Linked DNA regions of Homo sapiens: all the other regions are linked to region 1. A link is a loop called in an ENCODE intact Hi-C map of the cell type or tissue named here. Cell type or tissue: GM12878. All regions are shown on one strand.

Region 1 (4,000 bases):
CCACATACAGATTTATCATCACAGAACCATGGACAAGCAATGTAAGTCTGTATCGCTCCATTTTGAATCGTGAGCCTATTTATCGTTGCCAGCCTTTCAATAAATGAGGCTACCTTTCAAAAATCCAACCAATACCTCAAGTACTGTATTCAACCAAATTTAAAGACCAAGACAAGTGCCCTTCTGGAATTTACCACAATGCCCAAAGTGTGGGTATTTCAAATAAATGAAAATTACCTAAGGATGAAAACTGGTCTATGACCCTCTTGCCCCATTTAACATCTTGCTGCCTCCATAGAGGTTTATTTAGTTTTAACACTGAAACCAAAGGATTTTGTGGCAATGTTTAACTTTTTTTTTCTTTTCCAGTCACCAGCTTAATGGCATGTTTAATATCCTTCTGTTTCTTCTGTTAACATCTGGCCTTCCCTGAACAGCCATCTCCTCCTAAGAATAGGGAAATATCTGATATCAGTCCCTCCAAAAAGATCTATTAGTGGCAATGAAGACCCTGGGACTTAATAACACTCTGAATAGCAAGACTTTTCTTTAGGGAATTTCCATGGAGGAAGCCTAGGGCTAATCGTTGTTTGGTTCTTCTAATCAACCAAATCAAGAGTCCCTCTCTCAGATGACAAACTCCCTTTCCTCTTTCTGGAAACTACCTTTGGGCATCACTTACTTAGGAGGCTTTGGTCCCTCAGCCCTATCCCACTCCCTAATTAACCTGTCTCCTTTGTCTTCCTGTACATCCTGGAATCTGTGTTTAGCAACTTTAAAGACATTCTCATTTGTATTCTTGATTCCTTCACCGTTTATCCTTCTGTCATATCTGGACTACCCCTCCCACTTTTTTTCTAATGTAGTGTGCCCACATTAGAGAAACAGACTAAGAACGCAAAAACTAAACTCGCCTTCACTTGGATTCTTTCGGCCCTAACTCTGAGGGCCTATTCCAAATATTTTCCATTCCTCAAGTCTGGAACCTGATCCTGGCCCCTTCACCTTTAGGAAATAAAAAGCTAATCCACTTGAGCCTCCCTCAAATTTCATCTCATATTGTCCTACTATGATATGATTCTGACCAAGATTACTCACCTCCCTTAATTCCATGCCTTTGTTCCTGCTGTTCTAGAAATACAGCCAGGCGCAGTGGCTCACGCTTGTAATTCCAGCACTTTGGGAGGCTGAAGCGGGTGGATCACGAGGTCAGGAGTTCGAGACCAGCCTGGCCAACATAGTGAAATCCCGCCTCTCCTAAAAATACAAAAATTAGCTGGGTGTGGTGGCGCATGCCTGTAGTCCCAGCTACTTGGGAGGCTGAGGCAGGAGAATCGCTTGAACCCGGCAGGCGGAGGTTGTGGTGAGCTGAGATTGTACCACTGCACTCCAGCCTGGGCAACAGAGCTAGACTCCGTCTAAAAAAAGAAAAAAAAAAGAAATACCTAGAAAGTCATTTCCCCATTCTTTGATCCCAGATACTTTCCTGAAGGTGAAAAGTATACCAGCTACTTTGTATTTTTAGTAGCATAAGGCAAGATGTTTATAAACTGCTCTTACTATGAGACATTTACTAGCATCCAACTAAGGACTTTTTTTTTTTTTTTTTTTGAGACAGTGTCTCACTCTGTCGCCCAGGCTGGTGTGCAGTGGTGTGATGTCAGCTCACTGCAACCTCCGCTTCCCAGGCTGAAGCGATTCTCCTGCCTCAGCCTCCTGAGTAGCTGGGATTACAGGTGCCCACCACTACTGCCTGGCTAATTTTTGTATTTCTAGTAGAGATGGGGTTTCACCATGTTGGCCAGGCTGGTTTTGAACTCCTGACCTCAAATGATCCACCCGCCTCGGCCTCCCAAAGTGCTGGGATTACAGGTGTAAGCCACTGCGTCCAGACTTGGTTAACTCTTTGTGGCCCACCACACCTCCTTCCCAGGTCCTGAGCAAACATCAAGTTGATTCTTTTCTAAAGAAATTGGTATTGTTTCAGGCCTGCTTTGGCTGCCAAATTCTCCAGATCAGTAAACCCTTCTCCCAAGCTAGACGAAGTCTTGCTAATGATAGCTTTCAACCTAACCTCCAGGCACTTCCAGGCCCATTGAGGGTCAACCTTCTTGAGATTAAACCCAGGCAGCAAAACCTGAAAGGTCTTATCAGACAGGAAACTAGTATGCAAGACTACAGTCCCTGCCTGCACTAACCTGGCCCAGGCTTCTTAAAGACTCTTTTTGAATTGGTTTTCCATATCTGTTCCAGACAGGAAGTCAAGTAAGACCCCAACAGATTCATTTTTCCATGTCAGTCATTGGCAGGGCCTAGCCTTGAGTCTGGACACCATAATACCCTTCCTGGCTAATGGACCCAACAAGAACCAGAAGTTTCTTACTGTCCACCAGATGGCAGTGTTGGTTAGCAGTAGCTGGTAAAAGGACAAGATTGCACCTGGGAAACAACAAATAATCTGAGGATGCCCTTTACTTTTTTAAACAGTCACGCCATCCACTCCCAGAGATCTTTGATTAGGCTACACTGGGATTATGACACAATATAATGATACTAAAATTAAACACTTTTAATCTTCACATAACCTATGATCTAGAATGAATCAATAAATAATAGCTACTATTAGTTTACACCCTGACTCTTCAAATAGGTTATAAACACCCTGTGGCAGGCTGCCTCACACAAGCATCCATCTTAGTCATTTTCAAACAAGATTCTAACCACAACTGCTCACAAATGAAGGGTTATCATTAAAAATGGACATGAAGTTTTTTTCTGTTGAGTGTAAAGACAAACTCAAGTCTCACCAGATGGTCTCTGAATAAAGAAAAACCAGGCCAGTCGTGGTAGCTCACGCCTGTAATCCCAGCACTTTTGGAGGTTGAGGCAGGAGGATCACTTCAGGCCAGGAGTTCAAGACCAGCCTGGGCAACATAGTGAAATTCCGTCTCTACAAAAAATTAAAAAATCAGGTGTGGTGGCACACCTGTAGTCCTTGGTACTTGGGAGGCTGAGGTAGGAAGATCCCTTGAGCCCGGGAGGATCAAGGCTGCAGTGAACCATGATTGATCCACTGTACTTCAGCCTGGGCAACAGTGAGACCATCTCAAAAAATAAAATGATCTTAAAAAAAAAAATGAAAAAGCAACACTTTTTTTCTCTCCACTCTCAGTACTTCACTTCCAGCACCGGATGTGAGCTTTTTTTTTTTTTTTCCCACACATCAATTCTCTGGTAGGTGATCTTGCAAAATTAACTCAACTCTGACTCTACCTACCTGGAGGTTATGGGCTCAGTCCCACAAGACTACCCTTAATTCAGACCCAACCACAAATCCCCGGTTCAACCTGGTATTCTGACCAACCAGTTGCAAATCAGAGGTTCCCACAACACTCCCCACTGCTGCCTCACACTTTTGGATTCAATCCTTTGCTAGAATGGCTTAGGGAAACATCTTATTTACATTTAACCATTTATTATGAAAGTACTTATCAGAACAGCTAGATGGGAGACAGACATGGGGCAGGGACACGGGGCTTCTGTGTCCTCTCAGGGCACACCAGCTCCACATGTTCCGTAACACGGACGCTCTCAGGATCCTGTAGTTCAGGGATTTTTATGGAGACTTAATCATATGGGCATAATCAATTGTAACTCAATCTGCAGCCTCTCTCCCCTTCCAAAGGATGGGGCATGGGGCTGAAAGTTTTAAGCTTCTAATCATGCTGGTCTCTCTTGTGTCCAATCCCTATCCAGGGGCCCACTGAGAGTCATCACATTAGAACAAAAGTTCCTACCAGCCAGGAAATTACAGACTTGGGAGCTCTGTGCCAGGAACCAGAGACAAACAGCAAAATATTTATTTCTTCTTATAAATCACAATATCCTAGTCTCCAATGCCTCCTTGGGAAGCAGAAAGTAGCAGAGGTACAGTGGTACCTCTAACAGAGCTCATCTTTTAGAGAGAAATGGCTAGGCTAATAGAGTCATGTGCCATATA
Region 2 (4,000 bases), 600 kb after region 1:
AAGGAAATTCTGCATTTTTCGTAGGAGATGTTGGAAAGAGAAGCTCTCTTCCCATTTGACTGGAAGCTAGGAGGGTATAATCCTGGATCTGGGGGAGGCCTTGGATGGGGAACGTAGGTTTGTGAGCGGAGCCAAGGCAGAGGAAATCAGAGAGGAGATGAAGAGTTCTCAGGCCCTGAAGGCTGTTTGAGCCCATGTAGCCAATTTTGCAGGTCTTTCTGTTTCGTGAACTTTTGAGCTTAAGCCAGTTTGAATTGGGTTTCCATTCTGTCTGCTCTTTTTTGGTCTCTCATTTTTTGGTAACAGCTTGCCATTGTGGCTGATTTCCTCTGTAGATTTCCTCTCCTTATTTCATTATGTTAACGTTATTTTCTTGGTGTCTCTTTTTGTTTTCTGTTATAGAGTATGGATAGCAAGAAGGTGTTATGAGAGTGACTGTGCCCAGAGTAGGGTCTCTTGTTAGACCATTGGCCAGGAAACTGTCCTTGGGTTTTGGGGTTTTCAGGAGTGCGGAGGACCATACAGAAGGCAGGAAGGGAGCAGGTTCCTTTGTCCAAAGATATTAGTATGCACAACTTCAGTGGAGGAGTTCAGCATCTATGTTAACACACATTATGCAGCCTGCCAATATGGTATCCAGCGTAAGATATGCCATTGATGATAAATTGGAAAAATAGAAGAGTAGAGCGTGCTTAGAAAGAAAGGAAGATGGTAGAAGCATTTAGCAATTTTAGGGGGCAAGAATACCAGATTACATCAACAGTTCCTAGAACAACAAAAATAACAACAACCACAACAACAAATATCTATATCTATATATAATTAGAATTTATTATGTAAGCTAAATTAAATTTAACATATTATGTTTAAGAAAGCACAATATGCACAATATTTTTCAGTACTATTTTTATCCACTCTAATCCTGCAAAACTTTTTAAAGATTTGGCATAAAAAGAAATAAAATGTCACTTTTTTTTTGAGATGGAGTTTCGCTCTTGTTGCTCAGGCTGGAGTGCGATGGCGCAGTCTCAGCTCACTGCATCCTCCTCCTCCTGAGTTCAAGCGATTCTCCTGCCTCAGCCTCCTGAGTAGCTGGGATTACAGGCATGCACCATCACGCCTGGCTAATTTTTTATTTTTAGTAGAGATGGGGTTTCTCCATATTGGTCAGGCTGGTCTCAAACTCCCGACCTCAGGTGATCCACCTGCCTCAGCCTCCAAAAGTGCTGGGATTATAGGCGTGAGCCACTGTGCCCTGCGGGAAAATTTGCTTATATGCAACACCTCTTTCTCTGATAATGCCTAATAAATGAAAGATTACTGTATTGGATATGGTCCTGCCGAAAGGTAAGTTCTTCAAAAAGTCCCTCTGTGTGTTCTAAAGGTTCCAAGGAAAGTATTTCTCATATTTTGAAAGTAAATGCCATATCTAAAATGCAGATGCAGGACAAAAAGTAAAGCCCCTGGGTCACCAATACCATGGGATCAAATGCTAATGGCTAGAGTTCAGGGCAATAGTGGGATGTCCAGTACTGGTTGCCCAAGACTATGTCTTTCCTCTCTCAGCCAAAGAGCCCCTTTCCCATCTGAGTCTTATTAAGCAGTGTCCCCAAAGTCCAAACCCCAGGAAAGTGGGCCTCTGCGACATATCAAGAGAGATAGAGAGAGCAAGAGAGAAGGACATCTCACATCCTTCGACAGCTGGGTAAACGGCTGTCTATAGGGTCATAAAGGCCCTATTTAAAAACAAGGAAATGAAGAAGGGGCTAGCTCAGGCCCGCACAGAGAAAAAAGCTGAAGATGAGACTCAGAAATTCCCGGCTTGTGCAAATAGACCTGCTGCCTTTCATCAGGTCTTACTGCCAACCAGATGGTGACAGATTGAGGCTTTTAAAACACTCCAAGACAGATGGCATGCCAATCAGCACCACCTAGTGGAAGAGAAGGATTAATCCACTCCCAACATCTCAACACTCTTGCAGGATTGTTGATTCACTCAACAAAAGACTTGTGAGAGCTGGGTCTTCATTAGGTGCCCCACGAGACAGACTGGAAAGTTACAGGGAATAGAAATGGATACGCCAAGAGCTGAAATATTCTGGCCTATGGAATGTTCCAGAGATGTGGGGAGGGAGAACTGAAATGGTTTAACATCATCAACTATCGCTGGGACTTAAATTTATAAAATTAGGAGGCATATATTCTAAAGGATTTAGGGAAAGTGTGTTTTACATTTTAAGGTAGAAGTCATATTTAAAATGCAATCTCATGAGAAGAAAAGGAGAGAAGGTGGAGAGGTTGCCAGGGATTCCCTGGGTTTGGCTCTGCCCATTTTCCTCCATCCAGTGGCCATTTGTATTCAGCCAGTAAAAGGGAGGCCAGGAGAATGTGTTGATGAACAAGTGTTCAGTGTGTGTGGGAGCTAATATAGCAACTTCCTGCTGAAAATTGTGCCCCAACCTTTAACACAGAACCAAAAAACCTGTGATTCCTGCCTATACCTCTCTTAATTGCAGTAGGCAGATTGGAAAAAAAAATTATAACTGGAATAATTACAAACTACTCCTTTGTCCCACATACTGTTAAGATGGACTGATTTGACATATGCTTTTGAACTCCCAAGAACATATGTACAATTAAGACTTTTAGGGGCAAATGAGTGGAACCCCAACCTCTGACCAGGCCAGGAAGGAAGAGCTTATTGGAAGGTTTATAGGCATGTTTTATCTGATTAAAGAAATAGTTGAATAATCAAACTGTGAAAGTGGAAGAGGTGCCTTTGGATTTCAGGAACAATGGGAACCAGGGATTTGAACAGTACCTGGGTTTTTTGCCTCCTTGTCTCTGGTGTCTCTATGGGTCAGTATCGTTTTTTCTCCCAGTGAACCAGCCTTTCATTTGTGGTAGGAGGCGTGACCACTGATACTGTCCAAATCTCTCCTTTCACAGCCCCTGCCACCTGAAAGAGTCTGGCCCTCTTTCCTCAGCCCTGATTTTTTAAATTCCATGGATGGGCTGATTGGCCTGGCTGAGAGGCTCATGGGATGCCTTGCTAATAATGTTGCAGATGTCCTACAGAATATGAAACAATGGTACATTGGAGACACCACCTCAACCTCCTATCAGACCTCACACCAGCCAAATGAGGAATCTTACTTCATTTAAGGGTTCTATCCTAAACACCTTCTACAGACCCTTGACCACCCAGAATTCAGCAGGAATGGGTAACTTGCCAAGGATCACTGAAAGTGCCTGCATGGAACAAAGATAAGATGCTGAAGGTCCAGTCCACACCCGTATTCACAATGGAGCACAAGATAGTTCTAAACATAAGAATGTTGGCCTAGAACTGAACAGCATCTTCATGTTCCATGTTTGTTGGGCTAAAAAGGCAGAAAGTATTTCAACCTGGGCTTTTTCTACCAGGAGAGTAGTAGAGGAAATGGAATTATACCTATGCCCAGGTTCCTCGGGTGGTGAGAGGGGATATGTTTGGAAGGATGTCACAAGATTGGGTTTGAGAACAGCAAACCTAGGATTTCCTGTGGCTGTATGTCCTTCCATTAGTCATGTCTCATCCACAGCACATTACTACTTTGAGCTTTTGTCCATTTTGCCTGGAAATTGGATGAAATTTCCCCTTTGCCTTAAACTGTAAGTCTGGACACTTTTGCAACCAAATTAAGTCCAACTTGGGTCAAACAGTTCTTGACAGTGATAACGAGTGGAAACAATAGATTCAGTCTTCAAATGGTTGAATTAGTGTGTTCTTGTCCTAGTTTTCAGGTAATGTAGGTAACTGGCCCTGAAAATCAATCTAATATAAGATAGCATTCTAAATTGTGAGTATGATTTGTTAGAGTATAAAAGACTCTGGGACCATGTCAATTTTCTCCTTTTTATTTAATTCAGATGAGGATTTCTTAGTCAGTAATTGCAGTGAACCCAGAAGAAGGGGTGATGGTGAGAGGAGGCGAGATAAATTAAGGAATAATGCATA
Region 3 (4,000 bases), 150 kb after region 1:
ATACAGTATATAACCTTTTCAGATTGACTTCTTTTGCTTAGTGATATGCATCTAAGGTTACTTCATGTTTTTTCATGGCTTGATAGCTCATTTCTCTTCAGCACTAAATAATATCCCACTGTCTGGATGTACCACAGTTTATTAACCATTCACCTGCTGAAGGCCATCTTAGATTCTTCCAACTTTTGGCAGGGCTAGGTATTTTAAGCAGATATGCTAGGACTTGTGAAGAGGATGAGAACAAGGTCCTTTTGGAAACTTGTACTTGGTATACAGAGTAGAGGGAAGTTTTATGCACAGTAACAGAGAAGGCTCATCCATCATCCAGGGGATCAATCCCAAACCATGTTGTGGGTCCTGTCACTTTTCCACCATTATAATGTGTCATCTTGTAGAGCTTGCTTAGAAACAGATATAGGAAAATCTTATTTCATATAATTCACAAGCTTATTTGGTTAATTTTTAACCTTACTTAAAAACAAAAATCTTCCTTTAGGATGATTTTAAGTTATGGGTTATGTTACAAAAATTAAGTGAAGGGAAATAGTAACTGGTGGGTTTGAGTAGTTTGGCCTACTTATGACTCAAAGAATTGTTTCGTTTTGGTTTTTGGTGAGAGCTCCATTGCATATTTTGGACAGAAGCCCAACTTTGGAGGTTGTTGTTGTTGGTGGTGGTGGTAGTAATCTATCCAATTTAGCTGAATGCTGGTGAGCCACCCTCCATTTCGAAATAAACTAAATAATAAGTGAGTCACTCTGAGAACATAGTCTACAGCCTCATTAACAGGAAAACAATTACTGTTCCCGTTCAATACTTTATGAACTAAGTGGAGTTTACATGACAGATGTAGTTATGCCTTTAGCATGCTTGTGATCAATCTGATCAATATTTCACTTAAATAATCTACAGGCACCTTAGTTTTTTTTCCTTGACAGACTTTATCTCTTAATTTAACAAACATTGTTTGATCTTGTGATAGTCTCTCTTAAACACACTTGAGTTATTCATGAGCTCTTTCAGTAACTGTGTCCCTAAGAAAGTCAGTTGTTTACAGCTTGGCGAAGTAGTATTTTATTTCCATTTGCAAAGGCACTTTGAAAAGTATAAGGTGTGATGTAAATGCCGACTATTATTATTCTATAATTTTTTGCTCCTTCTCCCCTTTTTTTCCAGGACAATGAAATAATTCAATATGGGGATCTCTGTTTTATACTGTTGAACTATTAAGAAATCATCTCATGAACATAGAGATGTTCATATGATTTGACTCAATAATCCCATACCTAAGGATAGTTACTAAATAAATAAATCCACAGAAATAAGTCTCTTTGCCGTTCACTGCTTGGTCGTAATGGTGCTATTTACAATAACGGGAGACTCAACTCAACTTGTAAGCTAACAAAGTAGAAATTCCAAACATTTAACATGATGGAAATGCTTTAATAACCAAATGCAGGAGAAAATACTATGTTGGCATGGTTTTGACGGTTGGCACAGAAAGTTGGAAAGAAGCTTATGATAGATTGTATGAAAGAGCAGAATATGAATTGAGCCATGTACACAATCATATAGAATGGATAAGCCTATGGGAAAAATTACGACATTAGAATATGGGAGAAGGGAATTGGAAGACGGAATTTATTGTACTATTCTTTACTGAAATGTTTCTTAATATTGATGTAATATCTTGTCAATGATTTTAAAATTAAAGCCTTGTAGGTCCTTAATCTAAAGAGTGCCCACAAAATTTCATACTTGTGGCAACCTTTAAAAGAAACTATTTGCTATGGGGTGACCAAAGGCATCATCACATTCAGAGCATATTTATTAGACATCATTCGTTTGTGGAGGAGGATTATTAATACTTGCCCTCTAGTGGCTTAAAGTTGTAAACAAACAATTTTGGCTTAGTTTTTGGTTGCTATTGCTAATGGCCCTGTTTGTGAGGATAAAACTGATATGGTTTGGATCTGTGTCCCCGCCAAATTGCATGTCGAATTGTAGTCCCCAGTGTTGGAGGTAGGGCCTAGTGGGAGGTGATTGGATCATGGAGGTGGATTTCTCATGAATGACTTAGCACCACCCTTTGGTACTGTTTTCAGTAGTGAGTGAGTTCTCAGGAGATCTCGTCATTTAAAAGTGTGTGGCACCTCCCACTCCTTTCTTTTGCTGCTCCAGCCCTATCTGTTCCCTCCTGGCCTTCCACCATGATTGTAATTTTCCCGAGGCTTTCCCAGAAGGTAAACAGATGCCAACATCATGCTTTCTGTACAGCCTGCAGAACTGTGAGCCAATTAAACCTTGTCTCTTTATAAACTACGCAGTCTCAGGTGTTTCTTTTCTTTTTTTTTTTTTTTTGAGACTGAGTCTTGCTCTGTAGCCCAGGCTGGAGTGCAGTGGTGTGATCTCGGCTCACTGCAACCTTCGCCTCCCAGGTTCAAGCGATTGTCCTGCCTCAGCCTCCCGAGTAGCTGGGGTTACAGGCGCCTGCCACCACACACGGCTGATTTTTGTATTTTTAGTAGAGACAGGGTTTCACCATGTTGGTCAGGCTGGTCTCAAACTCCTGACCTCAGGTGATTCACCAGCCTCGGCCTCTCAAAGTTCTGGGATTACAGGCGTGAGCCACCACGCCCAGCCTAGGTACTTCTTTATAGCAATGTGAGAACAGACTAATATAAAACCTTGCTGTAAAATGAAAACTCACATGGGTATGTCCAAAAAGCACCATATGGTCAGTGTCTCCTATCCTAAACCTGCCCGTTGTAGCTTTTTTGCCCACATTTCTGAGGGCAGAGCAGCATAGACATTGGGAACCTGGCCTCTGCAATGAAAAGAACTGGCTACGTGAACTGAGGTTCTGCCGCACACCCACCTGCTTGGTGACCTTGGGCACATTCTATCACTTTGCTTTCCTCATTTACTAAAAGGGGTAATAATAATGCTACCATGCTACATGGCATGTAAAGTGCTATTATCATTACTACTTTTCCACCACTGATTCTAAGGCTCTAGTGCTGATCTTGGTGCTGGGGATGAGCAGAGAAATATAAGATGTATAGGCTTTTAATGGGATTTTCAACTGCTTAAAGAGATAAGATCTATTTCCATGCAATGATTGTGAAAATACATAGTAAATGCTAAAGGAGTAATAAAATTATATATTATTGCTTCTAAGGTAGTATTTTTCACATTTTATGTCTGTATTATTGGGATGCATCTAATAAGTGATAATGATTTACTATTTGGCAGCCTAATTGGCAGCATCTTTTCATTTTTAGTGGTATATAAAATAATGTTACATCTTAAACTGATTCAGTGCAATGTGGTAGTTAGTACATATGTTAGTACATATGTTACATTTAAAAAATATTTATCAAGGACCAGGTAAAGGATAAAATGAGTTATAAGCATTATCAAAAATAATCCTCAGAGTAAGTTCTGTGAATTTGGGAAATGGGAAAACCATGGGAGAAATTATCAATGAATTTTAAGGCAGTGAGGTTATAAAGGATTCCTAAGGTCTGACTTGAACTAAGCTGCACAATAAGGAGAGCCAATTTGGATAAGCTGAAAGAAGAGGGGTAGGGATGCCGGGAATATTTGCTGTCAGTGAGTTGTGCTCGGGTTATTCATTCCTTAGTAGAATCTCTCCCATCCTTACTGAATTTTTTTTAAAGGGAAGACTTGGGACAGCTTTTCTTTAGTCTGATATCTTCTCTCATCTATTTTGCTTTTTTTTTTTGAGACAGAGTCTTACTCTGGAGCGCAGTGGTGAGATCTCAGCTCACCTTCACCTCCTGGGTTCAAGCAATTCTCCCAACTCAGTCTCCCAAGTAGGTAAGCTGGGAGAATCAGGCTGCTACGGGGGCACACCACCACGTCTGGCTAACTTTTGTATTTTTTGGTAGAGACGGGGTTTACCATGTATGTTGGCCAGGCTGGTCTCAACTCCTGACCTCAAGTGATCCACCCGCCTCGGCCTCCCAAAGTGTTG
Region 4 (4,000 bases), 74 kb after region 1:
CACAAAAAGCAAGAGAAAGAAGGTGTGTGTGTGTGTTGTTTGTTTATGTATAAAATAAAGAATACATTAAAAAAACTAATAAGACTGGTTGTTTCTGAGTCAGGAAACTGGTTGCTAAGGGACAGAAGTGGGAGGAAAACTTTTTATAGCCGTATCTTCTTCTTCCAAAAATTTGAACTCATGTGGGTCTATTATGTATTTAAAAATTAAAACAATTAAAATAGAGAAAATCCCTTGGACTACTAAAAATAAAAAAAACAGCATTTGTTATCTTAGATGCCCTAGATGTGCGGGATACTTCTTTTTTTTCTTTGAGACAGAGTCTTGCTCTGTCACCCAGGCTGCAGTGCAGTGGTGTGAACTCAGCTCACTGCAACTTCCCTGTCCTGGGTTCAAGCGATTCTTCTGCCTCAGGCTCTGGAGTAGCTGGGATTACAGGCATTCGCCACCATGCCTGGCTAATTTTGTATTTTTAGTAAAGATGGGGTTTCACCATGTTGGTGAGGCTGGTCTTGAACTCCTGACCTCAGGCGATCCACCCACCTTGGCCTCCCAAAGTGCTGGGATTACAGGCGTGAGCCACTGCGCCCAGCCCTACTTCTTAAGAGAGAAAAAAAATTACCCCAGCTTATATCTTTTGAATTAGGCCTTTGTTTTTTCCACTTTTTATGAGTCTCCTGGATTTCTGCTTTCTTACTAAATATCACAGTAATAGTGACTTGCTTTCAGTTTAATTCAAAATCTTTTAACATCATATGAACTTAATTAACCATCTAAAAAGATTCCATTGTGCTTATTTTTACATGGATTTAAATGAATTTTGCTACTCAAGCCCCAGACTGAAACATGTTATGTATGGAAATCATAATTATTCATATCATTTAATACTGCCCATTTCATGTAGGTGTTCAATAAAGATTGAGCAATAATGCCATCCCCATGTATATTAGCAAATGTTCCTTTTAACCTTGGTGAAACTATTTTATTTTTTGGAGAGAAGGTCTCTTTCTGTTGCCTAGACTGGAGTGCAATGGCACAATCATGGCTCACTGCAGGCTCAACCTCCCAAACCCAAGCAATCCTCCCACTTCAGCCTCTCGAGTAGCTAGAACTACAGGCGCACACCACCACGCCCAGTAAATTTATTTTTGCAGAGGTGGGGTCACACTATGTTGCCTAGGCTGGTCCCGAACTCCTAGCTTCAAGTGATCCTCCCACCTTGGCCTCCCAAAGTGCTGGAATTACAGACGTGAGCCACTGCACCCAGCCAGAAACTAACCAGTCTTATACATTGTTTTCCTCCTTGAAAAAGAAGTTGAAAATTGCCAAATGCACATTTTCCCCTGTTCCATGTCCAGCCACACCCTGTCTGGACATAAAAATGTAACCTCAGATTCGAGTTTGTCATTGGTAAGTACTTCCAGACACTGGGAAGCAACTTCTTTCTGTTCTCTGATCCCTACCCCGACAAAAGAGATGAAAACTTTTAAGCTAAAGTTTTCAAATAGTTCTTATAAAGAAAGCTCAAATATTTTAAATCAATAATTGGTCAATAAAGCAGATGTTCCTGAAGTAATACTCTTTATACATACATGGTCTGATCCCTCTGTAACATAGGAAAAGGGAATTTTCTCATAAAGTAGTATGATACTCCACAGGAGGGCCCTGGTTAAATTCCATTATCAAGGATGGCTAGACACAGCTTGCATTCTTGTTGTAATAAATATTGCTTAAAATATTTAAACTTCTTTCTGGGCCATGGAATTTAGTGTTAAAAATAGTCATTCTTGTGAGAGTTGTAGCTGTGTTTTAAATGATTGTTACATTTGCTGTCATTGCATATTTCTGTTCACCCAGATTGTAAAATTTAGGTTCCTAAAGCAGGAACAAAACACTCTTTCGCACCAGCCTGCTATTAATTGGAAAGAAGACTGGGAGGTTCATGGGCCAAAGGGGACAAGATGAGTCATCTCTCCTTTCTACCAAAGGGTAGACCATAACTGGGGCTTTTGGAAAGTCAAAGGAGAGTTTTTAATGACCTAGAAATAACTTTTTAAAATTTCCACAATCATGGGTGCAAATAGGACTGAGCAACAGGAAAGCAAATAAGGAACTAGGACAGAGCAAAGATTTTCCTGGCATCTTTGACCACTGTCAATCACAATATAGGTTTTCAATGATGTTCTTTTTTAGCCAGTGAGACACACATTCTTATCTATAGCAACAGGACTATCACAGAACATGCTCTTATGGAACTAATGTAGCACATTGTGAAAATTACTCTGGCATGTGCCAAGAATCTGATTTTCCAGTTTTTGGCACTAAAGGCCTGATTCCCCACTCCGCTCCCCTCCTCCCACAGGGTGTCCTGAGCAAATGCTCTTTAAACACAACGACAGTAATAGGAGCTGTTGAACATTTGCTGTCCTGTTTTTGTGTAGTTTCTAAATACGTCCTCTAGGTGTCTTCAGTGACCAGCATTCGTGGATATTTTCGAGTACTTCTGCCAGCTGGCCGAGTGTGGGTTCAGTTTGTAAGAACAAGTTCTGCAATCACTTCTATAGAGCATTTTGATAAATTAGAATGAAGTATTTTGGGTAATAAGTACTTCTAAGTATTTAATAAACTTTTCACATTCATTTTAGGTAAAATACTGATTTTCTATTTCTGCAATGTTGACTACTCAGAAAACTTTCTCCTAATACAAATGGTTTAGGTTAAATTGTTTTTAAAAATGCCACTGGGGCTAAAGAAAGCACATTTTTCCCCCATTGTTCTGTATTATTATTATTATCATTAGTTGTTAGTATTTTGACACAGAGTTTCGCTCTTGTTGCCCAGGCTGGAGTGCAATGGCGCGATCTCCGCTCACTGCAACCTCCGCCCCTGGGTTCAAACAATTCTCCTGCCTCAGCCTCCCGAGTAGCTGGGATGACCGGCGCCCGCCACCACGCCCGGCTAATTTTTTGTATTTGTAGTAGAGACAAGGTTTCACCATGTTTGCCAGGGTGGTCTCAAACCCTTGACCTCGTGATCCACCCGCCTCGGCCTCCCAAAGAGCTAGGATTACAGGCATGAGCCACTGTGCCCAGCCTATTATTTAAAAAAATATATATATATTTCAATAGGTTTTTTGGGAACAGGTGGTGTTTGGTTACATGAATAAGTTCTTTAGTGGAGATTTCTGAGATTTTGGTGCAACTATCACCTGAGCAGTGTACACTGTACCCAGTGTGTATTCTTTTTTTTTGTTTGTTTTTTGAGATGGAGTTTCGCTCTTGTTGCCCAAGCTGGAGTGCAATGGCCCGATCTCTGCTCACTGCAACCTCTGCCTCCCGGGTTCAAGCGATTCTCCTACTTCAGCCTCCTGAGTGGATGGGATTACAGGCATGCACCACCACACCCGGCTAATTTTGTATTTTTAGTAGAGACAGGGTTTCTCCATGTGGATCAGGCTGGTCTCGAACTCCCGACCTCAGGTAATCTACCCGCCTCGGTCTTTCAAAGTGCTGGGATTACAGGTGTGAGCCACCACACCCAGCCCAATGTGTAGTGTTTTATACCTCACCCCACTCCCACCCTTTCCCCCAAGTCCCCAAAGTCCATTGTATCATTCTTTGTGTCCTCAGAACTTAGCTCCTATTTATGAGTGAGAACATACGATGTTTGGTTTTCCATTCCTGAGTTACTTCACTTAGAATAATGGTCTCCAATTCCATCCAGATTGCTTTGAATGGCATTATTTTGTTCCTTTTTATAGCTGAGTAGTATTCCATGGTATATATATATACACCATATTTTCTTTATCCACTTGTTGACTGATGGACATTTGGGCTGGTTCCATATTTTTGCAATTGCGAATTGTGCTGCTATAAACATGCGTGTGTAAGTATCTTTTTTGTGTAATTACTTATTTTCCTTTTGGTAGATATCCAGTAGTGGGCTTGCTGGATCAAATGGTAATTCTACTTTTAGTTCTTTAAGGAATCTCCACACTGTT
Region 5 (4,000 bases), 560 kb after region 1:
GTGGGCCACCGCTGTGTTGCACAGCTCCAAAATGCACCATTCACGTCCTAATCTATGGAATTGTGCAGAGGCATGGGGCTGTTCCCAGTGGCCCTACTCACAATACTTCTCCTGGATTTTCCTACTGACATGGTTAAAGTAGAATGTACTTTTAGGTCAAAGTCACCACCAGGAGGTACAAAATCCCATCATTAGTCCTGTGTCCCTTTCTTAAAATGCTCTCAACCTTATGAAAATGTGAGCATACCTCAACGGGATGGCAGATTTTAATCTGCCATTAGTCGTTTTCATTTTAGTAAAGTGAAGAAGCAAGGCACTGATGGGAGTGAGAGTGGGTAAGGGAAACAGGTCACTGAGTACTGGAGGAGAAGGAGTGGAGGATGTGTGGCTGGAAGGCTCCAAAGACAAATTTCAGCCACTTCATGGTTTGAGCTGGAACTGACCTTTCTCAAGCTGGTATGAATCTAGTTCACTGTATGCAGAACTGTATAATTTTCCCAAGACTTCGTGTTCTACAACTTGGCATCAATCATCTTTGTGGCTAAATCTAGGCCTTTGTGGAATCTTCAGAAGACACATATAATGAGACCCTCAAAGCTAAGGACCTTCTCTATGAGTACTCCCTGGACAGCACTTGAACATGATCAGACAGGAATACTGATGGTGCTTGAAGTCATCTACGGGCACTCAGAATTTCTCAAGGAGTTTACAGTGCAAGATCAAGCAGTCCACACAGATTCTGAGAGAAACCAATAAGCAAATAGTCGTGTACCAAAAGAGTGGTATTGAATCAGAGGATGAAAGAGCAAGGTGAGAGAAATCAGAAAGATTATCTTAGAACTCAAGCCACGGAGGGTTAGCAATCCACAGGCCAAATTTGACCTACTGTCAGTTTTTGAAAATTTTATTGGCACACGGCCACACCAACCATTTACATATTGTCAGTGGCTCTCTGTCAGTAGTTGTAACAGAGGCTGTGTGACTTGCTAAGACTGAAATATTTACTATTAGTTCTTGACAGAATGAATTGACCCTTGGAAAATCTTAACCTCTGTGTGTGCCAATATTCCTACCTTGCTTCCTCATAAGGCATTGCCTCTTGAATTTTCAACTAAGTCATCCCAAAACATTAGGATGGAGCATTCAGACCACACTGCCTCAAGCTTTCCATTTGAGGACCGCTTCCTAGAGGGGCAGCAGCATTCATTCCATCAGTCCACAGACCCAGAGCATCAGCCGAGAGCCAGGCACCCTGCTAGGTAGTGGGAATAGGCAGATGAGTACGGCACACTCAGCTCCCAGCTGGGAAGTACTGAATTAAACTGTAGGTCTGTGTCACTGGTAACCACAGAGGCTATACAAGGCCATGCAAAGCAGTTCCCTGCGGCCTAGTCTTTCTTTCTCTGCTTTCTTTCTCTCTCCCTTGTTTTAAAAAAATCTCTCTCCCTCTCTTGCCTCCTCTTCCTCCTTGACTCTCTCCTGGCCTCCTTTCCTTTCTTTCTTCCTCCCTCTTGCCCACATCTCAGCCTGCCAGTGCCACCCAGTGGCTCTGACAGGCATTACTCAGACTTGCTGACTGCCCTCTAGGTTGGAAATGACCATGGGGAAGTCAGTAAGTGCCTATAATTAGGGATTCCAAAGCAATTAGACAGGTCTAGTGAATCTTTGCAATCCTCTGAATGCTCAAAGCATTAATATTAGCTTTTTAAGTCATTTATACCTAGGTATAAATGAAGGAACCCAGGAGAGGCTTTGTTAAGGGGAAAGAGATCAGGGAGGCCCTAATGATTAATGTTAAAGAGGTTACTGCATGTTGGCCTGGTGCGATGTTTCACGTCTGTAATCCCAGCCCTTTGGTAGGCCAAAGCAGATGGATCACTTGAGCCCAGGAGTTCGAGACCAGCCTGAGCAACATGGCAAAAATCAGTCTCTACAAAAAACACAAAAATGAGCTGGGTGTGGTGGTGCATGCCTGTAGTCCCAGCTACTCAGAGGGCTGAGGTGAGAGAGTTGCTTGAGCCAGAGGGGTGCAGGCTGCAGTAAGCTGTGATGGCACCACTGCACTCCAGCCTGGGTGACGGAGTGGTAAGACTCTGTCTCAAAAAAAAAAAAAAAAAAAAAAAAAAAAAAAAAAAAAAGGTTACTGCATACTGTTCTGAGCAAAAATTTCATTTGGTATAGCTGACAATACAGTATTATACACATAAAAGTTTGTTAAGAGGATAGATCACTTGCTAAGTGTTCTTACCTCAATAAAAAATAGGTAAATAAATATAAAATTGCATTTGAATTGGTTCAGGGGTGTTATTTAGATAGTATATGATATGGATGTAAAAAAATGTGAAATGACAGATTTATGACTGTAACCAGTTTATTGGTCCATCTTAATTCTTATAATGGATTAACATAAAATGATAGTATTTTTTCTGATCACCATAATTAATTGTGGTCTCTTTAATTCCATTTCCTGTCCTCTAATAACACCTTAGGTGAATCTAGTGGAGTCAAGGGAATGGCCTCTCACATAGATGCTGCCCCTACAAGGCTTTGGTAGCAAAACCCTCAGATTATTGCAGGGCTGAGCTCAGACCCTTGTTGATTCTCTCTCCCTTTCCTACAACTCTTCCCATAAGGAACAGACTGCAGGGGTCGGGTGTGTGTGTGTGAGTGTAGTTGATAACAGAAGGGCTGTTTCCAGGGATATTTAATAACTGGAGGGGATGTGTCTGGTTCCAAATTTAAGCCACTGTCTTTAGAAGGAGGGGTACTGAGCACTTGCTGTTTGGGACAATTCTGTGAGAACAGGAAAAAGTTCCACTCATCTAATCATAGCCTTGGCGCAAACAGTCTTGCACTGTGCACAGATGAATGCTCATTAGTGTGAGGGCGGCTGTGGCACCAGGATGCTGCCTTTCCATGTCATCCCAGCATCCAACTCATGGATACTGGTCATTATAAAGTGATGCTTAAACTGTGACTATGATTTTCTCACCTACCAAGTGATTTTCTCCCCTAAGAATCTGGGTCTCAGAATTCTAGTATTTCAATAGCCACCAAACTTGTGCAGAGTCTAATGGAGGTTCTGGATGGCACTGTATATTAGTCCGCTCTCACACTGCTATGAAGAAATACCTGAGACTGGGTAATTTATAAAGGAAAGAGGTTTAATTGACTCACAGTTCCGCAGGGCTGAGGAGGTCTCAGAAAGCTTACAATCATGGCAGAAGGGGAAGCAAACACATCCTTCTTCGCTTGGTGGCAGGAAGGAGAAGAATGAGAGAAGTACCGAGTGAAGGTGGGGGAAAGCCCCTTATAAATCCATCAGATCTCATGAGAACTCACTCACTATCATGAGAACAGCATGAGGGTAACCGCCCCCATGGTTCAATTACCTCCCATCGGGTCCCTCCCATGGCACATGGGGATTATGGGAACTACAATTCAAGATGAGATTTGGGTGGGGGCACAGCCAAACAATATCACACGGCTCTTTTAAGTGTGAGAAAGCAGGAGAAGGGGCCACTGTCTGTCCATTATCATCACTGGTAGGATTAACCTCACTTCTGGGCCAAAAAGTAGTTATTTGAACTACAGTGATATTTGAAAGACTTCTTTGTCCTAAACCATCTCTCCCACTTAGGTCCCCCAAGGCTTAAAATTTCACCATGAGAAATTAACTCTTTTGGGTAAAGCCTTGTCCTCTCCTTCATGACTTCTCTTAAAATAAAAATACCCTAGAGAGTTTTCCCCATGAAGTCACTAACCACCAAGGGCTACAACTTCTGAGATGAAGGCAAAGTAATAATAGGCCTAGTGCTTCAGAGCCTTCTTTGAAACTATTATATTAGTACCTTGCATTTAAAAGTTTAACTGTTTACAGTTAATAAACTATTTAAGTTAAATTAACAGTTAAATTTAAGATGTTTAACTGTTAAAAGTTAGAATTACCAATGTAATTGTCTATCATGAATGCTACATTTTAAACACTTAAAATCTTGTA
Region 6 (4,000 bases), 890 kb after region 1:
TCCCCTACTTTTCTTACAAATGTTTAAGCTTTTGGCATCTTAATAAAAATAAAATTCAAAAAGTAATACTATCTCATTGCAGAAAAGTCAACATATACAGAAACATGAATTTAAGAATTCGGTCTCCAGTTCCATTCCCCAGAATGGCCGCTGTTAACAATTTCCAGACTTTTTTCTGTACATAAACAATTCTTAAAATCCACACAGTTTCTTTTAGCAAAATGAGAACGTACTGTATTTACTCTTTTCTTCTTCACCTTGGTCTTTGTTAACATGGCTTAACTATATCCATTAGGTGAATCATAGTTTCTGTCTTGATTACTGCGGTTGTCTTACCGGGAGTTCAACTTCAGGTTTTTTTAGTCAGTTTTTAATACCAACAATAAAGCCATTTTCTTTGCACTTCCTTCATGCTAGGCTAGCTCTTAAAACCTAGTAGGTTTCTGTTTCCTACTTAACCTAAATTTCTGTTTTTAAGGTATGCTCCTATTTCATTCATAGCCTTGTCCATATATTTTTATCAGCCTGACTTTAACTACTTATAGCGTCAGGACAGTGACACAGGCTTCTGTTTGACTTGATTAGAGGCAAGCCCTTACTCAGAAAATTGGAAAAGAAATAAGAGTATGATGGCCTTACCTCATTCTCTGCTGTTCCTGGAGACTGGCATTCAAACAATCCTAAAAGGAATGGTTACAGAGAGACCAGCTTTTGTCTTTGGTCCTAATCAGCCTTGACTCTACCTGGCCAAGCCATTATGGCTGAGGGAGCGACACTGATGATTTTCCATTCCCTACTCATCTTCTTTGAGGTTAATAAACATCACTATTGAATGCCCAATCGGTACCCTTATTACATGATCATTATTCTTGCTGGGGATAGCACTAGACATGAACCCTTACCCCTGATGCATTGTATACCCTTAGTAACTAAAGACAACTCTAAAGAGTTTTGGTTCCATAAACCCTTCCTTGCTAGAGCTAGCACTGCTTAACCAGAGAGGCTTTTTCTGCATGTAAAATGTAGATGTGTACTAAAAGAAGTTGCATGGGAAATACAAAACTGGCTAAAACAGTAGCCTTAAGAAAAAAAAAAAAACCAACAGCTCAGAATACATTGAAAACCATATGTACACTTAACAATTCATCCTGCTTATGTTAGCCTTCTGGGATCCACTTAACTGACATTTGCCTGAGACCTGCCTCAGCGAGGGAGGTAAGATTATAGTTTACTGTGTATGTTAATTTGGCTGGATTATGGGTCAGTAAACTATTTCTATAAAGGGGCAAACAGTAAGTATTTTCAGCTTTGCAGGCCACTCAGTCTCTGTTGAAGTTGCTCAACTCTGCCCTTGTAGCTTAAAGGAGCCATAGACAATATGAATGAGTGTGTCTGTGCTCCAGTGTAACTTTATTTACAAAACCAGGTCCCAGCCAGGCCATAGTTTTCTGACCCTTGCTCTAAAGGAAAAAATCTTAATAGTAGTATCTGTTAGATACACCTCATTTCCTTAATAAATAGTACTTTAATCTTACATCATCTTCAAACTTTTTACACGTACATTTTTTTTTTAATCCTGACTTTACATTTTCTTTCTCTACTATTTCCCAAGCTTCTATAGTTTTATGGAGTCTTCATTATAAGTGATGGTGAGAAGATACTCTTCATTTATGTGATAGAAACACAAACTGATTCCTTAATGTGGCTGTAGCCACCTGCTGGTTCTTTAAGGTTGTTGCAAGTTTCAAGATTGCTGTGGAATTTCAAATAGTCCAGCTGTGCTTCTCTACCCTAGCTGACCATTGAATCACCAGAGGAACTGTAAAAAAAAAAAAAAATGCTCAAGCCCCACCTCCAGAGAGCCTGATTGGTTTGGGGTAGGTCACAGGTTTAGGTACTTCTATAAGGCCCTTCCTCTCTGCCTCAGATGATTCTAATATGCAGCCAGCTTTGAGAACCACTGTGCTAGTTCAACTGCCTGTTTCATTGTATCATTTAAAACTAAAGTTGAATTTAGTGGCACCAGATGGTATTTGTTTATATTTGAGTTGTGGGGTAAAGCTATTCATCCCAGCTTTAGGTTGCTCCCTATGTGCACTCCCCAATATAGTCAGTCTGCCAGAGTTTATTTCTATAGACATATGGGTCACATAGATAATTCTTATAATTAATTGCTAATTACATTGAAGAAGAATTTACTTTGGGGCTAGTAAGTCATAAAAAGATGAAATGGAGTTGTTGAAATTCAGTCATGTGTAATGAAGGAAAACCAGCAAATGACTACATTTATATAGTACACCAGTTTTGAGTTACAACACTATATGAGAAGGTTTTTATGTGGTGATTACATGATGTAATTACAGAAGGTAATTAAACAGCTGTTTTCTGTGTGTAAATAGTACAGTTGATTGATTTGGATAGTCAAGTTAAATCATCTACTGTAGTTTGTCTTTTGGGGTAGTCTTCAAAAACTATTAGCTCTCCTAACTTTCATCTTTTCTTTTTGAAAAGGTTGTATAGACCTTTTGGTATTAGATTTCATTTACATTTTTAAATTTACATTTTGATCCATTCAGAAGGTAAATTATAGTCTTTATTTTTTTGCCATAGAAACTAGGATGGTCACTTTATGTTTTAGAAATAGACATACCAGAAACATTACATGTTTGTGATATAATAAAGAGTACCTTTGATTTATAATTTTTATAAAGTCATTGTGAATTAAATCAGAACTGTACATTCAGTTTGTAGAATTTTAATGTTGCGTGTGAAACTTATATGTAGAATCAGGCCATTAAAAGATAATTATATGGAATAAAAGACTTTCAGCAATAAAATACTTAGTAGTTTCATGGTGAACCCTAAAACTAAAATAAATGGTATGTCCAGAATTGTATTCTAAAGCTCTGTTCCAGATAGCTAAGGCTTCTGACATTTTCAGTGTACAGCGCTTTCACTCTCTTGCTTCTGAGATTGTATTTACACTGCCTACTGTTACAAATAGCCTGTTTCCTCCCTGCTACTAAACCTTGGCTCCTTTACTCAGTATCTGCTTTTTTCAGAATGTTTTTCTTGGTTAATTCACTGTCATCAACCACACTGCCATCTCTTAATACAATGTATATAATATATATGTGTGATATATTGTTCACATTAGTTATTGTATGTTTTCTAAGGCTGCTATAACAAATGACCAAGACTGAGTGGCTGAAAACAAGAGAAATTTATTCTCAAACTTATGGAGGCCAGACGTCTGAAATCAAGGAATTGGCAGGGTCATGCTCCTCTGCAGGCCCTAGGAAAGAATTCCTTTCTTGCCTTTTCCAGCTTCTGATTGTTGCCATCAATCCTTGGTATTTTTTTGGCTTATAGACATATTAGTCTCTGTCTTCACATGTCATTCTCTCTGTATGTGACTGTGTCTTCATGGGACCTTTCTTTAAGGACACTAGTCATTAGATTTAGGACCCACTCTAATCCAGTATGTTCTCATTTTACCTAATTACATCTGCAAAACCCTGTATCCAAATAAGGCTACATTCTGAGGTTCTGGATGGACATAAATTTTGGAGGGATGCTATTAAACTTCGTATAGTTATAAGAACACATAATGTTTCTCACCTTTGTTTATGTTCGTTTATTCCGTTTCTTTAGATTGTAAAGACTTCCTAATGAAGCAAGAAGTTTAGAATTGCAAAGAGCATTTTAAAATAGCTATTTTTACACTACATATATTAAAACTTTGTTGCTTTCTCAATATGGTATACAATTATGATACCTATTTTCGATCTATTATGGGTTAAGATGTAATTTTGGGTTTTTGCTATATTTTCAAGATGCATTTTTTTTTTAGGACTGCAACATTCAAGAAAAAATAGACTTAGAAATTCGAATGCGAGAAGGAATATGGAAACTCCTTTCTCTGAGCACTCAGAAAGATCAAGTTTTACATGCAGTTAAGAATCTCATGGTGTGCAATGCTCGACTAATGGCCTATACA
Region 7 (4,000 bases), 310 kb after region 1:
TTTACTTACTAGTTTCCATTGAATATGTCATCTGTTTCTTATCTGGGCCCTAACCATACACATTCGAATCCAAGTCTTCTGACTACTGTCCAATGCTGTTTCTATTCCGTTCCCAAATTCAAAGGCTGCTTTAGAAATACAAAGGACTCTGAAAAGTTCTGAAGATCAAATGTACAGCAGGGTGACTATAGTTAATAACGCTGTATTATAGACTTGAAATTTGCTAAGTGAACCGATCTTAAGTGTTCTCCACAAACACACACAAGGATGACTATGTGAAGTGACGGATGTGTTAATTAGCTTGATTGTGGTGACTGTTTCACAACGTACATCAAAACGTCACATGCACAGCTTAAATTTATACAGTTTTTTGGTCAATTATACCTCAATAAAGCTGTAAAATATAAAGATCTATATTTGACAAAAAAGAAGGAAATATACATGACTCTAAGTGCTCTGATTATGTGGAAATATTTTAAAATACTTTGATGAAGTACTAGAAACAGAATCTAAAACTATGGGTAATGAGGCCACAGAGAGGGGAAAGACTGACTCTAGGGAGGTTCTGCAGGAAATCTTGCAAAGGTGAAATTTGACTGAGGCAAAATGTGGAACTGTCTAGAGGGGCAGGAGGGCACTGTGGTTCCTGTGTGGTCAGAGGAACTGAGGTTGCTGCTTTCAATCCTGCAAGAGCTGAAGTCAACCCACCCTGGGTGTGATTTTATGAGATATGTGTTTTTTATCCAGCACAGCCCCTAGGTATAAGCCAAATACTTTGTGCTCAACTAAAGAAGCAGTGCATTTTCCCAACACTGGATAGGAAAGCTGGTTGCATTTGTCTCAGAGAGGGGGCCCCTGCTGGTCTCCAGCATGGTGTCTAGTTGAGATATTGCCAAGAATCAACCTGACCAGGCAGAGTTTTCACCTTAAATCCTGACTTCACTGGAATATCATCTCTACATACTGGTGTTTCATCTTAATTCATTCCCACTTGCTTCCTTTTCCTCATGAAAATGGAATATCAGGCCGGGTGCGGTGTCTCACGCCTGTAATCCCAGCATTTTGGGAGGCCAAGGCAGGTGGATCACCTGAGGTCAGGAGTTTGAGACCAACCTGGCCAACACGGCAAAACCCCATCTCTACTAAAAATACAAAAATTTGCCGGGCACAGTGGTGGACACCTGTAATCCCAGCTACTCAGGAGGCTGAGGCAGGAGAAGCACTTGAACCCAGGAGATGGAGGTTGCAGTGAGCCAAGATCGTGTCACTGCACTGCAGCGCCTGGGTGACAGAGCTAGACTCTGTCTCAAAAAAAAAAAAAAAAAAAAAAAAGGAATAGCAGTAAAGTCATGAGGTAGAATGTAAAGCGAAGTTTCTTGAATAGAGCTGTGCCTCAGAACTGAAAATAACTTTGTTCTAGTCTCATCTCTGTCACTGACTTCATGGGACCTCATGCAAGTGTCTGGGACTCAGGTTCCTCTGAGTAAAATGAAAACTCAGATTAGAATGGCATTTGAGGTCATTTCTGCCTTTCAATTGCTATGATCCCCTAAATAATCAGACTAAATGACAACCTCTTCTCTCTTGAGCTCTCTGCCTATTTGGAGAAACAATTCATGTACTCAGGGTCCCTTCCTCCTGGGTCTTGGAATATGTTTCATAGAGAAAGTGATGAGGTTCTGGTACCCCTAACATTCCTGGACTCAGCAACTGGTGTCTAGACCCGAAGACCTCATGTTCCTGGAGCCCATCCTCTGGCCACTGTCTTCCTGAAGACATGTCATATAGGAAACACAAGGCAGGAGACAGATCTCACAACTTGATTGTTCTGTTGGTAGGACCAAAAGAATCATTTGGAGTTTGACTGCATTATCCAAATCACTTTTCCATTCTACTTGACTCCATCTGTCAACATATGCAAAAAAAAAAAAAAGTCAGTCCAACAATTTTCCTTTTTGATCTGTCCAAGGTCAAATAATCATTCTGGCTGACTTCTTTCCTTGTTGACCAGTTGTTTCAATCCTCCATGGACTCACTCTACAGAAAGCTCAATTTCAATGGTTTCTTTCTGCATAAGCCACTTAAATCAAGTGGCTTTGATTTCTTTTCTGCCTGGCAAACTCTGCCTCCTAACTTTAAAACACAGTTCAAACAGCACCTCCTATGGGAAGCACTTGTCGATGCGCCTTCCTTGGGTAGAATTCATGTTCTTGTCCTCTGTGCTTCCCAGGCACTCTGCACCCATCTCTTTCCTGGCATCTGTTGCCCTGTCATAGAGTTATTTGTATCTGCTAGAGGGGGAGCTTCTGTAGGTCAGAGACCTGGTGTTTGTGTATCTCTGCCTGGAATAGCAACCTCTTAGTGAGGACTTCTTAAGAAAGGAGGAAGGGAAGGGGCAGAGGGAGAGAAGGAAGAAGGGAGGAATTTTCTGTTTGCCAAATGCTTGCAACGTTCTCTCCTTATGCATATTCTGAGGGTGAATGACATACTTCATCGACAATGTAAGGGTGTCTTTGACAGTGAAGTAATAATAAACTACCAGCTGTGGCCTAGTACCACTGAATGGTTTGTTTCTCTTGCTCTGCCATACCTGACTCCCCTATGGCTTGAGTTTGGGGGGAAAAATGCAACAATGACCTTTACATCATCAGATACCCCTAAGGGATGGGTTTTGTTGTTGTTGTTGTTTTTAGTTGGTTGGTTAGTTGGTTTTTCTGAGAGAACCAGTCTCTACACTTCCCCAGAGAATAAAGGCATAAAAGAATTGCTGCAGTTGGAATTGCTTCTTCCCTAGGACAAAGGGAGTTGTCTAAAGTCTCAGCCTTGCCTTGGCAAGAACAATCTGGTCAAAGAATTAGATGCCATGAGATTAACCAGGAAGTGATGCAGCCAGGAAAATCTGGGTGTTATCTCTACCGAAAGTCTGTCCCCAAATAGCCTGGTAGTCAACAAGTTTCCTGTCCTGTGTGTTAAAAAGCTATTTCCTCATTTGATCTTTCAGGATCTCAAAAGCCCCTAAAAGTTCTGGTTTTCTTTTTTGTCATAGCTAAGGTCACCCCAGACTATCCCTTGAACAGTCAAAACTTGGAAAAGGTCGACTCCATATTTGTTTTTACTTTATGATACTAAGCAATCTATTTGGCTAAGTGTTTTTTCGTTTTGTTTTGTTTTGTTTTTTGAGACAGAGTCTTGCTCTGTTGCTGAGGCTGGAGTGCAGTGGCGCAATCTCAGCTCACTGCCACCTCCGCTCCCCCAGGTTCAAGTGATTCTCCTGCCTCAGCCTCCCAAGTAGATGGGATTACAGGCATGCACCACCACACCTGGCTAATTTTTGTATTTTTAGTAGAGACAGGGTTTCACCATGTTGGCCAGGCTGGTCCCGAACTCCTGACCTCAAGTGATCCACCTGCTTCAGCCTCCCAAAGTGCTGGGATTACAGGCATGAGCCAACATGCCCGACCATTTGGCTAAACTTTTCACCAGTGTGACTACACTGGTGGCATTGATAATCTTGGGGTCACTGCCCACAACATGAGATGCATTTATTTATTATAAAGTGTTCTGATAAAATATTGGAGTTACTAGTCCTAGAAATCTGTCATTGCATCTAGATTTCTACACAGCATAGCAATAAGGCCATGAGAGATGTTAGTGTGCTTTTAATCACTGTTGGGTAAACTTGAGCTTCGTCATTTTAACCTAGGGAAGATAAACATCTAGTTCCTATAAGATATTATTAGTTCATTCAAAAATATCTATGAAGCACCTACTATGTGCTAGCCACCATTCTCGGTGCATGGGGGTACATCAGTGAAGAAAACAAACATCTTTGCCTTCATGGAGCGTACATTCTATGTCAGCGGTCCCCGACATTTTTGGCACGAGGGACCGGTTTTGTGGAAGACAATTTTTCCACAGATGGGGGCTGGGGATGGTGGTTTTGGGATGAAACTGTTCCACCTTCAGATCATCAGGCATCAGATTCTCCTAAGGAGCGTGC

What was found. Hi-C counts contacts between places; a loop is a spot of excess contacts. Peaks named below come from ENCODE experiments on the same cell type or tissue, not always from the same donor. Only the 100,000 strongest peaks of a DNase experiment are listed, where the experiment ranks them.
Region 2: it touches region 1 in a loop (6-fold over the local background); 9 of 110 quality-filtered maps call a loop at or near these places.
Region 3: it touches region 1 in a loop (4-fold over the local background); 42 of 110 quality-filtered maps call a loop at or near these places.
Region 4: it touches region 1 in a loop (6-fold over the local background); 32 of 110 quality-filtered maps call a loop at or near these places.
Region 5: a loop joins it to region 1, with 8 times the contacts of the local background. A loop is called at or near these places in 81 of 110 quality-filtered maps.
Region 6: it touches region 1 in a loop (4-fold over the local background); 11 of 110 quality-filtered maps call a loop at or near these places.
Region 7: it touches region 1 in a loop (2.8-fold over the local background); 2 of 110 quality-filtered maps call a loop at or near these places.

Annotation. Positions count from the first base shown.
Region 1 is chr10:63,156,711-63,160,710 of GRCh38, reverse strand. No RefSeq gene overlaps it. Among named protein-coding and RNA genes, the nearest start is that of NRBF2, 25 kb to the right of the region's middle. RefSeq lists enhancers at 2,444-2,493, 2,574-2,623. In GM12878, a CTCF peak has its summit at 2,395 (motif pointing right); a DNase peak (open chromatin) is centred at 2,410; H3K27ac peaks cover 716 bases.
Region 2 is chr10:62,552,749-62,556,748 of GRCh38, reverse strand. No RefSeq gene overlaps it. Among named protein-coding and RNA genes, the nearest start is that of ZNF365, 180 kb to the right of the region's middle. In GM12878, a CTCF peak has its summit at 1,938 (motif pointing left); no DNase peak of the experiment used is centred here.
Region 3 is chr10:63,002,131-63,006,130 of GRCh38, reverse strand. No RefSeq gene overlaps it. Among named protein-coding and RNA genes, the nearest start is that of NRBF2, 130 kb to the left of the region's middle. In GM12878, a CTCF peak has its summit at 1,882 (motif pointing left); a DNase peak (open chromatin) is centred at 680.
Region 4 is chr10:63,082,548-63,086,547 of GRCh38, reverse strand. No RefSeq gene overlaps it. Among named protein-coding and RNA genes, the nearest start is that of NRBF2, 49 kb to the left of the region's middle. In GM12878, a CTCF peak has its summit at 2,459; a DNase peak (open chromatin) is centred at 2,427.
Region 5 is chr10:62,591,742-62,595,741 of GRCh38, reverse strand. No RefSeq gene overlaps it. Among named protein-coding and RNA genes, the nearest start is that of ADO, 210 kb to the left of the region's middle. In GM12878, a CTCF peak has its summit at 1,538 (motif pointing left); a DNase peak (open chromatin) is centred at 1,513.
Region 6 is chr10:62,262,675-62,266,674 of GRCh38, reverse strand. It overlaps RTKN2 (rhotekin 2), which reads left to right. Exons shown (of 12, transcript NM_145307.4): 2 at 3,854-4,000. The region is part of intron 1 of LINC02621 (long intergenic non-protein coding RNA 2621); the gene reads right to left. Among named protein-coding and RNA genes, the nearest start is that of RTKN2, 4.2 kb to the left of the region's middle. RefSeq lists an enhancer at 1,550-2,051. In GM12878, a CTCF peak has its summit at 1,720 (motif pointing left); no DNase peak of the experiment used is centred here.
Region 7 is chr10:62,849,808-62,853,807 of GRCh38, reverse strand. No RefSeq gene overlaps it. Among named protein-coding and RNA genes, the nearest start is that of EGR2, 35 kb to the right of the region's middle. In GM12878, a CTCF peak has its summit at 2,182; DNase peaks (open chromatin) are centred at 617 and 1,467; H3K4me3 peaks cover 1,084 bases; H3K27ac peaks cover 1,592 bases.